Linked DNA regions of Homo sapiens: region 1 is linked to region 2. The links are chromatin loops, found by intact Hi-C in ENCODE. Cell type or tissue: Caco-2. All regions are shown on one strand. Links, peaks and the distances in the headings refer to the core of each region. The heading gives the core; the rest is flanking DNA. Region 1 overlaps XXYLT1 (xyloside xylosyltransferase 1). Region 2 has its middle 93 kb from the start of XXYLT1-AS1.

What was found. Peaks named below come from ENCODE experiments on the same cell type or tissue, not always from the same donor. Only the 100,000 strongest peaks of a DNase experiment are listed, where the experiment ranks them.
Region 1: a loop joins it to region 2, with 3 times the contacts of the local background. A loop is called at or near these places in 2 of 110 quality-filtered maps.

Annotation. Positions count from the first base shown.
Region 1 is chr3:195,067,539-195,072,910 of GRCh38, forward strand. XXYLT1 (xyloside xylosyltransferase 1) reads right to left here. Exons shown (of 4, transcript NM_152531.5): 4 at 746-2,573. The coding sequence ends at 2,177. Among named protein-coding and RNA genes, the nearest start is that of XXYLT1-AS1, 24 kb to the right of the region's middle. RefSeq lists an enhancer at 794-1,993. In Caco-2, for the core only: no CTCF peak of the experiment used is centred there; DNase peaks (open chromatin) are centred at 2,993 and 3,553.
Region 2 is chr3:194,999,219-195,004,590 of GRCh38, forward strand. No RefSeq gene overlaps it. Among named protein-coding and RNA genes, the nearest start is that of XXYLT1-AS1, 93 kb to the right of the region's middle. In Caco-2, for the core only: a CTCF peak has its summit at 2,897 (motif pointing right); a DNase peak (open chromatin) is centred at 2,943.

The sequences.
Region 1 (5,372 bases), core at 259-5,258, 68 kb after region 2:
AGCTAATTTTTGTATAGTTGTAGACACTGGGCCTTGCCATGTTGCCCAGGCTGGTCTTGAACTCCTGGGCTCAAGAGATCTGCCGGCCTCAGCCTCTGAAAGTGCTGGGATTACATGTGTGAGCCACCGCGCCTGGCCCCTCTTTTTCACATTTTAAGTTGCTTCCAATTTTCTTCTACTATAAAAAATGTGATAAACATATAGTATATGACTCTGTCCACATCTCTCACATTTTCTTACAGTCGACTTTAGACATAATGACCTTCATGAAGTTTTCATAAACATTATCAATAGCGTAATAAATCCCCCAATACAATGGCTGGTGCACAGCAGGCATTCAAGAATTGTTACCTATAAATAGGAAATCAAGTAGGTGAGAGAACAGACCAATTCTGTCACAGCAGAGGGCTGGGAAAGATATCTGCTCCACCTCTTCAGGGCAGGATGTAACTGGGCAGTCTAGGGTAAGAGGGATGAGAAGAAATGGGGATGCTTTTGCTCCCCAGTGCAGGTGGACCTGCCAATACCTAGAATGAAATGATTCCTTGCTTTGAACCAAACATGCCAATACTACCCTCTCTGACACCCTCTCAGATGTGCCCTCTCCTTGGTCCTTAGGATCTCCTGTAAGCACTCATCTTCATCAGGGGAGGTGGGGATTCCAATGGCATTGAGTACACACTTGATTCAGAGCCTTCATGCAGCTGAAACTGTGATCAGAGAACAAACAACATGAATCACCATGTTCTCAAAGATGATTTATTGGCTATCCTCACTCATGGGAAAAAGAAAAACGTAAATGAAATCAAAACAAAACAAGATGAAAATTGATACAAATGGACCCCTGGGGCTTTCACGTCTGCAGCCTACGTACAGGAGGCCCCATCAAAAGAAATGACGCTTTAATTTCTGCTAAGGTCTACGGTCTAACGTGGTATGATAAGGGGATTTTTTAAACAAAGAAACTAGAATGCTTACTAGCCCATGAGTGACATGTCTTCCAAGCCCACATGGTCACACTTGGGAATTGCTGGGTTCCTTTTTGGTTTTTTTTTTTTTTTTGAGATGGACGTCTCACTCTGTCGTCCAGGCTGGAGTGCAGTGGTGTGATCACAGCTCAGTGCAGTGAACTCCTGGACTCAAGCCACCCTCCCACTTCAGCCTCCCAAGTAGCCGGGACAACAAGCACAAGCCACCACACCTGGCTAATTTTTAAAATATTTTGTAGCGATGGGGGCCTCCCTGTGTTTCCCAGGCTGATCTCGACCTCCGAGGCTCAATCGATACCCCCACCTCGGTCTCCCAAAGTGTTGGGATTACAGGCTTGACGACTGTGCCCGGCCTGGGCTTTTTGGAATGAGTCTTCCTGGTCCCGACAGTTCTCCTGCATGTCCTTGTGGTGGCCAGTCTCTGTTCTTTGATGACGAATTTGCTTTCTGAGTAGAGTCTGGTCACCTGGAGCTGGTTTGGTGGAATAAAGGACAATGGGGTTCTAGGATGTAGCTGGGAGATACAAGCTGTGAGTACTCTAATAATGAGATAAGTTTTCTTATGCAGGCCCCAGTTGGTCCTGAAGTCCTTCCTCAAAGAGGCGATCCTGAAACCTACACCAAGTGACGTGAGCATCAGGAGAATGCGCGTGCAGCAGCCTCCCAGGGTGAGTATGTGATGGGCTGGCATTCGTTTGGAAGCTTAGATACTGGGCTGGTCATTAAAACCTTGGCTTACCTTACCCGTTTGGGGCTCGATGGGTGCTAAAGCAGTTCTGTTTGTACTTTCTCGAAAAATGGAAGGCTGTCAATTTAAATTAAATTTATATTGGTCCAAAAAAGGCCGGGTCTAAAGGATTTCCATTCCTCAGAGGCAGACAGCAAGGGGGACCCTTTCTCCCCTTCCTTCTCTTCAAGTGCTTGCTTCCCAGCCCACTGGACATGCGTGTCCTTTGTGTCGCCTGCTCCCTGGAGGAATAAGGTCCCAAGCACCAGCAGTGCACAGGCCAGTCCTTGGCGGGTGGCCTCAGCACAGTGACCTGCCCGGCAGGAGGTCTCAGCACCTTAATCACAGGACTTCCCTGCGGTGTCTCTCTAGCGGGTCAGACACTGCCCTTGGGTCTGTCCCAAGGAACCCTGTCCTTCCCCCAGATCTGGAGGCCCCGGGGGCAAGGCACGGGGAGCGCCTAGTCCTCCGGGATGGGAGTGTTGCAGTTCCCGTGGTAGATCTTGACGTGGCCCTCACACCTGAAATAGGCCTCGAAGACGTCACTGTAGCCATGGTCCCTCCACCAGGTGCACAGCTGCCGGTTCCAGGTACAGTCCAGCACATGGAAGAGCTTGGGGTGCTCCATGCCGATCATGGTGAAGAAGTCCTGGTCCCCGAGGTGGCCGCGGAAGTGGTACTTGTCGGCCAGCTGCTGCACCTGCGCCGGCTCCAGCAGGCGGCTGTAGAGCGGGGACTGGCGCATGGCCTCCAGGTTCAGCAACATCACCCCGCTGTTGAAGCCCGGCAGCCCCTCGGGGGGCGGGCCCCCAACCCGGGTCTGGGGGTTCTCATGGCGGAACTGCCAGAATGTGTGCCTGTGGAGAGAGAGGACAGAGTTAGTCCGGTGTGCAGGGGAACCAGCCTGCCGGCCTGCTGCCCTGGGTCTTCACAGCCAGCCTGCATGCAAACACTGCCACATTCCGGGGTGCAGAATCCGCATCACTACACCAGCAAGTGGCAGAGCTGGGACCTGAACCCAGGGCTCTGGACCCCAAGCCTCAGATTCTTTCTACCATCCTCTGCTACGTCCTCACCACAGCCAACATTGATATTATTGACTGAGGATGTACCAGGCGCCATACTAGACCGGCTTACTTACTCCCCACACAACCCCAGGGGATGGGTGCTCTGAGATGATACATCATTTCACAGCCAAGAAAACGGACGCACAGAGAGGTCAAGGTATTTGCCCAAAGTCACACACCTAGTAAGCAGCAGACGCAGGGACTAAACCCAGACAATCTGGCTCCAAAGTCCACATTCTTAAGATAGCAGCAATCTAGGTAGAACTTTCCACCCCCTTGTCTTCACCTGTGATCTTGAAAAGGAGAAGGGAGAGAGAAGCAGGGGACACAATCCTGAACAGAGATCTCATCAAGACGCAGGCAGCTGAACCCTGACTGGAACAGAACTGTTTTCTGCTTTAGAACAAGGCTCATTCATTGAGCCCCAAGCCTGGCACTTCAGAAAGGCTGGGCAGGGGCTGGGGGCCTGCGACAGCCCAGGGCACACCATGGGTTAGGGTGAAAGACAGCTGTAGAAGAGCCATGTAGGATGATGTCTACTTTAGAAGGAATGTCACTTCAAGTTCAATTTTTCTCTCAGCAGATTTAGAAACCAATCTAGGTTCATAGTTCAGGGAGTGTTAGCCTCTTCTAGGTCCTCTACCCAAATGCTTCCATCTGGAGGGGAGAAGAAAGACCTAGACACCTCCCTGTGAGGGCCAGGGTTAAAGCGCTGCACTGTCCTCCAGCCTCTTTAATAGCTAAGCCTCATGTGTGCTGCAAGGGGTGTGCAGGTGGAGGGGAGAGGCGTCCAAGCCCACACCCACAGAGGAGGGGCCACAGCAATCGTGCCGGTGACCTGGAGGAAGGAGGACCATCAGGAGGCCCACTGTGGCAGGGACAGGCGTGGGAGTGGGTCCTCACGGGGAGGACACATCGTGGCAGAACCAGCTCTGCCTCCCAGCCTGGAGATGCTGCCCCACCGGCCCCCGCAGAGAGACTTCCCCACCCAAACCCAGGATAGGATCTGCGTGATGAAGCAGAAGGTACGGGGGAATAAAACCGGAGACCCTGCCCAGGGTGGCCCTGAGGGGCCACTTCTCAGCACCAGCACATTGCTCCGCTTCTGGGAACGGAGGAACCTTCCTCAAGGTCTCACGTATCACAGAGAGTGCCAAGAGTCTGATCCTGGCGAGGGGGAAGCATTCCCTCCGGACATTCTTACAGGGGAATCCACAGGGCCACTGCTTGTGTTCTGCTGTGAGTGGAACCGAGCTCTGGTGCCTGCCTGGTGGTAACAGCCTTGGCAAAAATAAGCTTCTCAAGCAAACTGAGATGCTGTCATCTTGCCACAAAAGTCTGCGGTGATAGGGTCACACAGGGTTGGGATGCAGTGTGGCAGCTGTGTGTTCATTTTACCCTATTTCTTCCCAGTGGTTCATTTCAGGACCAGGTTATAAAGCAGCTAAAATTCTACCAGGCAGACCAGGGCACCATGACATCAGAGAGGAGGGACCCTCTGACTAGGGGCAGTGGGTGCTTTACCACCAAGGAGCTCGATTTACCCTTCGAGGGGTGGGAACGAAGCGTTTACCGAGGTGGAGCAGAGACCCAAAGGGAGGGAGGGCACGAGAAGCAGGGAGGCAGGACCTGTGGCCGCCGAGGTCCTGGACTACCTCATGCTCCACGGAGCCCACGTGTCCATCTTTCTTTACTGTCCAGAGTACCCAGGAGGGAGAGGACTCACCCAGCTGGGGGTGTGGCCCGTGCAGTCTCTTGTGTCCACAGGACCTCACAGGGCACCAGCACAGCAGGGCCACAGGAAAGATCACAGGGCTGATGAGGAACGATGGAAAGGCAGGCGTGGGGTGGACCGTGCAGCTGTCGACACCGGGTGGAAGCAGGGGGCAGGACACTGAGGACACGATGCTGCACCTGCAGATTCACTGAGCCCTCAACCTCCCCACCAGATCTACTGTGGGGTTGAGTGAGGAGCAGGAACCCGGAGAGGCTCAGGTGTCTTTTTAAACGGCTTTACTCCTAGCAAGTGGGGAGCAAAGAGGCCGCCCACTGTTCCAGGTATCCTTACCAACCTCGGCAGGAACGCTCCCAAATCTTCTGTGTCTGCAGCAAGGAGGAGCAAACAGTGAACTAGCACTGAGCTCGCTGGGCTCAGGAGATGGGGGCCGCAGGCAGAGAGAAGAGGACAGAATATGCCTCCAGGAGAAGGCCACAGCACAAGTGGCTCTTTGGGGACAATGCTCAGCACCACCACTCAATCAGGATGAAGAGGTATTTGATGATGGTCAGAAAGGACTGGTCTGGGCATCAGCCTGAGAAGGAAAGGAGGGACAGGAAATTGGGCGTGCAAGCTGCCCCGTGTGTGTGCTGCAGCAGAAACACAGCCTGAAAAGGAACAATGACTGTCCCCACCCAAAGCGATGTTCAGGGGGCCCTTGTTCAAGGCGTCCCTACTATCCCCAAATGAACCCAGAAAGACAGAGCAGTCACCTAAGGGAATGGTGGGTTTCTCTGGCTTCTGTGTCTGCTGGTTCTCGTAGAGGAATCGCATCAGCCTCGGGGTAGAAGGAATGGTACGGGGTGTGGACA
Region 2 (5,372 bases), core at 128-5,127:
GGGCCTGATTCAAGAGATCAAGTACAGTAGATGCTTAACAAGGTTGAGAGACTAACTCATTCAATCATTTATTCATTCAACCAAAAACTATTCATTGAACAACATTGGTGTGCCAGGCACTGAGCTCAGCAGATTGGTGAGTGGTGACCATTATTTGTGGGCCCTCCTGGACCTCACAGTTCCTTGGAAGAGACAGACATTAAATGTGCAATTCCACAAATTAATGTAAAGTTGCAACCATCACAACAGCCAAGAGACGGAGGTGGATAGAATGGTGAGAACTGGTCAGGGAGGTGAGGATGGATTCCCGAGGAGGTAAGGATTCAGCTGAGACCCGGAGGAGGCAGAGGCGTGCTTTCCAGCACCGCCCAGAATCCCCACATTCCCCAAACCCTCCCAGCCCTCTATGCACAGCTCTGAGTATGGAGGAAGAGCTGAGCGCAGCAAGGCTGCCCAGAGCTGGAACCCCAGACACGAGCCTAGGCCCACTCACCCACCAAGGGGCTGGGCTGGACACACTTACCCCAGAGCCCCAGAAGACCCCCACCAAAGGCTGGCTGTGAGCTAGCTCATTCAGCAGAGCCCATGTCATGTTTTTAAAAAGAGTGCTGTGGGGAAAAAAGAGAAAAAAATCACTGACTGTCCCCTCCACCCAACTACTTCTTCACTAGACATCTCATCCCTGGTGAATTTCTGATAATGCCGCTGGGTGTTTACAGTTTCCAAATGAGGCAGAGGGGCTGGTTCACTGCTGCCTGGGAGTCAACACAGGAGAAAAGCTGTCATCCCCATCTCTCTCGCAATCTCTCTCTCAAGGTTTATTATAAAATACCTGTCCCCCGCCCTTCCTCTGGATGGTAAAATAGAGCATCCTCTGCATTGAGTTTTAATCACCACTGACAACCAGCTCACTTCAAGGTCTAGAGTACACATCAGAACGATCTTACATAAAACAGGATGTTTTTTCAATGTCCGGGTCCTGCCCACTGCAGTGCAGAAGATGGTGCCTTCCCCCGGCTTTGGCTAGAGAGCATAGGGGTATGTTAACCTGGCTGGTGATGCAAGGAGAATCCCTTAGAGGAAGCTAGAGTGACAGGATGGGTTGATTATTTCAAACAGAGATGGTTTCATGAGACTGCATGCAAGAGTTAGAAAAGTCTTCTAGATTTTTTGGTTTGGAGGCACACCAGAAAGGAAAGGTGAGATCAGGGTACCCAGGTGGAAATCCAGGCTCTCCCCAAAACCCCAGGCTCACTGAGGCAGCCTGACACGCTACTCCTCTCAAAGTCTTAATTGCATTGTCTGTAATTTAAGGAGTTAGACTAGATTCTCTCTAAAATTTCTTCCAGTTTAATGCCCATGAGTCCTGATTAATTTTGATTTTGTTATGCCCCACTTCATATGATTCTTGGTGGCTCACAAAAATAAATTTGGCATAGGATTGTAAAGACTTATGCAAAGAAATTGGATGGGAAAGAAGAGTAAAGTGAGGACACTAAAATAAAATTAGCCTCTAAGCTGCATGGTAAGGTCCTATGCACTTTGTTAAAGGTGAGCCATATTTTTGCTTCTGAGCTTCCTACCAGCCAATGCAGAGAGGAAAATGTGATCAGTTTTGAGACCAAGATAATGGTAAGAAAAGACCAGTTTTCAGGAAAGCATCAACTCTTCTTGGTTCTAGGGCCTGAGGCATTTCTCACTTAGGTCTTTAAAGTGAAGGAATGCTGGCATGTTAGAGCACATTCTCAACAGAATCTTTTCAGGGAACACATTAACCTCTTTATAAGGCCCCTCAACGTGGCCAGTGACATAACTGCAAAAGCAGTGTGGTGAAATCAGTTTGACCTGGACCAAAAAGCTGCGATATAGATCTGGAGTTCTCTGGTGGTCTTTGTAAGCCGAGGGGAATAGCAGAGTAGCTAGGACAGTATTTCTCAAACCGAGGGGCTAAGGGCTCCTGGGGTTCCCCAGACATATTCTTGAGCCAGACAGTGCTGATTCGGAGCAGTTATCCTCAATCACGTTCATGTACATTTCAATAGAGGCAGAGGAAAAGAAACGGATCTGCCAAACGGCCACCTGGGCCAGTGGGCCATCTCCATCACAGTGCGAATTTAGTGTTAGTCAATATAAAGGGGCATGAGTGTGATGTGGGCATGCTCCTGCCACCTAACCCTGCGCCTCCATGCTGCCACAATCCCTGCTACTCAGTGACAACCGCAGACTCAAGACTAGCCGGCCTTGGTCTGTGTAAAGCTGCCTTTCTTAGCTCCCAATTGCCCCACAGAGTAAGGCTGAAATTCCTCTACAGGCTGTTCAGGTCTCTGTGTGATCCACACCACCTTCTCCTCTGGCTTCAACAGGGATGCTTCTCTATCCTCCCCCTCCCTCCCAATGTCAAGCCCTGACCCCTGAGTCAAACCATTGATTTGCCTTTGTGCAGACATCTTCCAACCTCTGAGTTCCCTTTGCCTCTCTCCCCTCCCAAGTTTCTCTTTTGACTTCCTCCCATCCTCCAAGGTCCAACCCAAAGACCACCAAAGTTAAGCCTTCCCCATTTTTCCAGCAGATGAAATCTCCCTCCCTCCCAGAGCACTTGGCCAATGTCACATCCATTGACACAACTCTTATTTCTGCTGGGCATGGCTGACTCAGTGAACATGCAGGATGAAGTACAGAGAAGCCTTCAGCCCACAAGAAGAATTTGGTTTCTTGGGCTTAGACCTGTCTTCTCGGCTTGACTGGGGGCTTCTTGAGGGCAAGAGCCCCAGCTCACAAGTCCCAGCCCTCCTGCCACATTCCCACAAGTTTTGCTAATGTCTGCAGAATTCACTTGCAGTAAGGAGGGGTGTGGTGTGGCTGCATCAGGGGAGAGGATGCCTCAGACAGCCAGCAGGTGGTGGGCTTGCTGGCTGGGCGAGCTGGGGCAGGACTTCTAATCCCTTTGTCACAGCTGGGCTGGCCTGGACAGTGGCCAAGGGCAGGAGGGGGAGGGAGGTTGCCTCCCCGTAGGTGAACACCTGACACACTGTGTGCTTATTGGCATTTCTTGCTGCACCTGTTTATTTAACCAAAGCATTCTGATCACAATGCCCATTAAACCTTGTTGACATATTTGAAATTCTGCATTCATGCAACTCAAGCGTCAGCCTTCCATCTGCCAGCTGTATCCTATATTAATTAAAACAGTGGATGAGGTAAACCCAGTTAATCCTCTGGGGGAGAGGTGGGGTTTGTTTTTCAAAGGGATACAGTTTCAGCTTACAGGGTGCATTGGTTTGCTTTTCAGAGTTCCAAATGGGCATTTGTTGTGCACACACTGTGCCCAGAACCTTCTGCTAAATACAGCCTTGCCCCTGATCACTCCTGAGTACTGAGGAATGAATGTGGGTAGGTGCAGTTGTGCATGTGTACATGCGTGAGCTATACACGTGAGCGTTTTGTGTGAGCCCTTGTGTTCATGTGGGTGTGAGTACCACATCTGCATCTGATCAACACCCAGTGACATGCCACCCTCCACGAATGCACTCGGCACACCAAGTTCCATTTGTTCTTTGTTATCCTTAAAGCACCAGGGAAGCTGTACTGCTCACATCAATCACTTGAGATTAAAAAAGAGACAGACTTTGTGTTTACTCCGAGCTCCCTGTGATGATCATTACTAAGACTTGTAATTTCCCTCCATGAGAATCTGGCAGGCTGGGAATACTTTCTTTTGATGGTTGGCAGCTAGCTCTTCATGGAAGAGCTTAGTTAATTCCTCCCAGGCAAGTTATGTGTCTCACTCTGAATGACAGTCTGGGACCACGGAAGGCAGGACCCCTGTGCACGACTCCGTGGGAGAGGTTTCACATGGGAGAGGAAATACAAGGGGAAGGAGCCTCCTGGGACTGTGCAGCACGGGGTCCCCAGTGGGAGGAGCGAGGCCTGGCAGTTGGGAGTCTGGGGTTGGGTCTGGCCGCAGGCCCACCATGTAATCTTGCAAAATTACCTCGTCTTGGGCTCTGCTTCCTCATTTGCAAAATGAAGAGATCGGATTGCATCATTTCTTAGGTCCCTTGTGTCTACAGGCTCTAGGAGTGTGCCAAGAAATGGAGTTGATCTGCTGGTTTTGGTGGGAACCACAGCCTCCTAAAAATGTTAGAGCCGGAGGGAACCTCAGCTCAACTTCTGTGCCTAACCTCCTCATTTCCCAGAAGCAAGTGACTTGTTCAAAGCAAGTCAACGCAGAAGAAATAGAGTATGCATTCTGGGATGGAAACAGAGCCAGCCCAGGTCCCTTGGTGAGGTTTTGAATGCATTTCATTTCCAAAAGGCAACCGAGATCACTTCCCCTCCACTTAGGTCAGGACTTGGCTCAGGCCTCACTCAGCTCCTTCCCAAACCCCTATTCCCTATCTGAGCTCCCCTCGTCCCAGCACCAGGCATTCATTTGTGTGGTAGCAGCTGGAATACTCAGGGCTCCTGGTACACATAGAGTGGTCCCCAGCCCCCGCAGCAGCACCCAGCAGCTTGTTGGAATGGCAGGACATTGGGCCCCACCCCAGAGCTTTCAATCAGATCCCCAGGTGGTCCTTCAGCTTGAGAGCTGCTGTTGCAGGACCACCTGGTCTCTCCTACTCTGTTCCACTCCCCTTCTCCCCAGCTAGACTGTGAGCTTTTTAAGGGTAGGTCACGCAGCTCATTCCTGTGTGCATCCCAGGGTTTGGAATGGTCCCTGGCGCAAAATAGGTGCTCATCAGGTATTGGATGAATACATGAGTGACATGAACCTGTGCAGGCTTCTTGAAGGCTGTGAACATAGCACCAAATCTGGAAGGGAAGACCGAGTGTTGATGGAGAGATAAAAGTGACGGTCTGCAGATAGCCTTCTCCCTGCCCTCGCTAGAGGCAGGGGGTCAGGACTAGCCTGGTTGGAAGGGATGACTGTGACACGAAAAAGCATGAGAGGAGGTAGAAGAGGAGGGAAGGGGAGGATATCAGGGAGTTGAATGATGCCACGATCAGAGTGTTTGGGACAGACCTGTGTACCCCGTTCATGTCCACCTCCCCTAATCTTACTTTCCTAAAGCAAACGTTCCCTATTTTCAGATGATTCTGAGCAAAGGCGAGGAGCATGATTGTTCAAAATGAGAATCTGAGTTCAGATCCCAGTCCCATTGTGTACATGCTGTGTGATCTCGGGCAAGTGACTGACCCTCTCCCCGTGTCCGTTTCCTCATTTCTAAACTGAGGATCACAAAAGAACCTTCGAAGGGTGCCCTGAGGATTAAATGAGATCGTATAATGCATTGCTACAGGGCCTGGCACAAGGAAAGGGTTCAATGGATGTGAAATGATCATAAGTGAAAGAATAAAATCTGATCACTAGC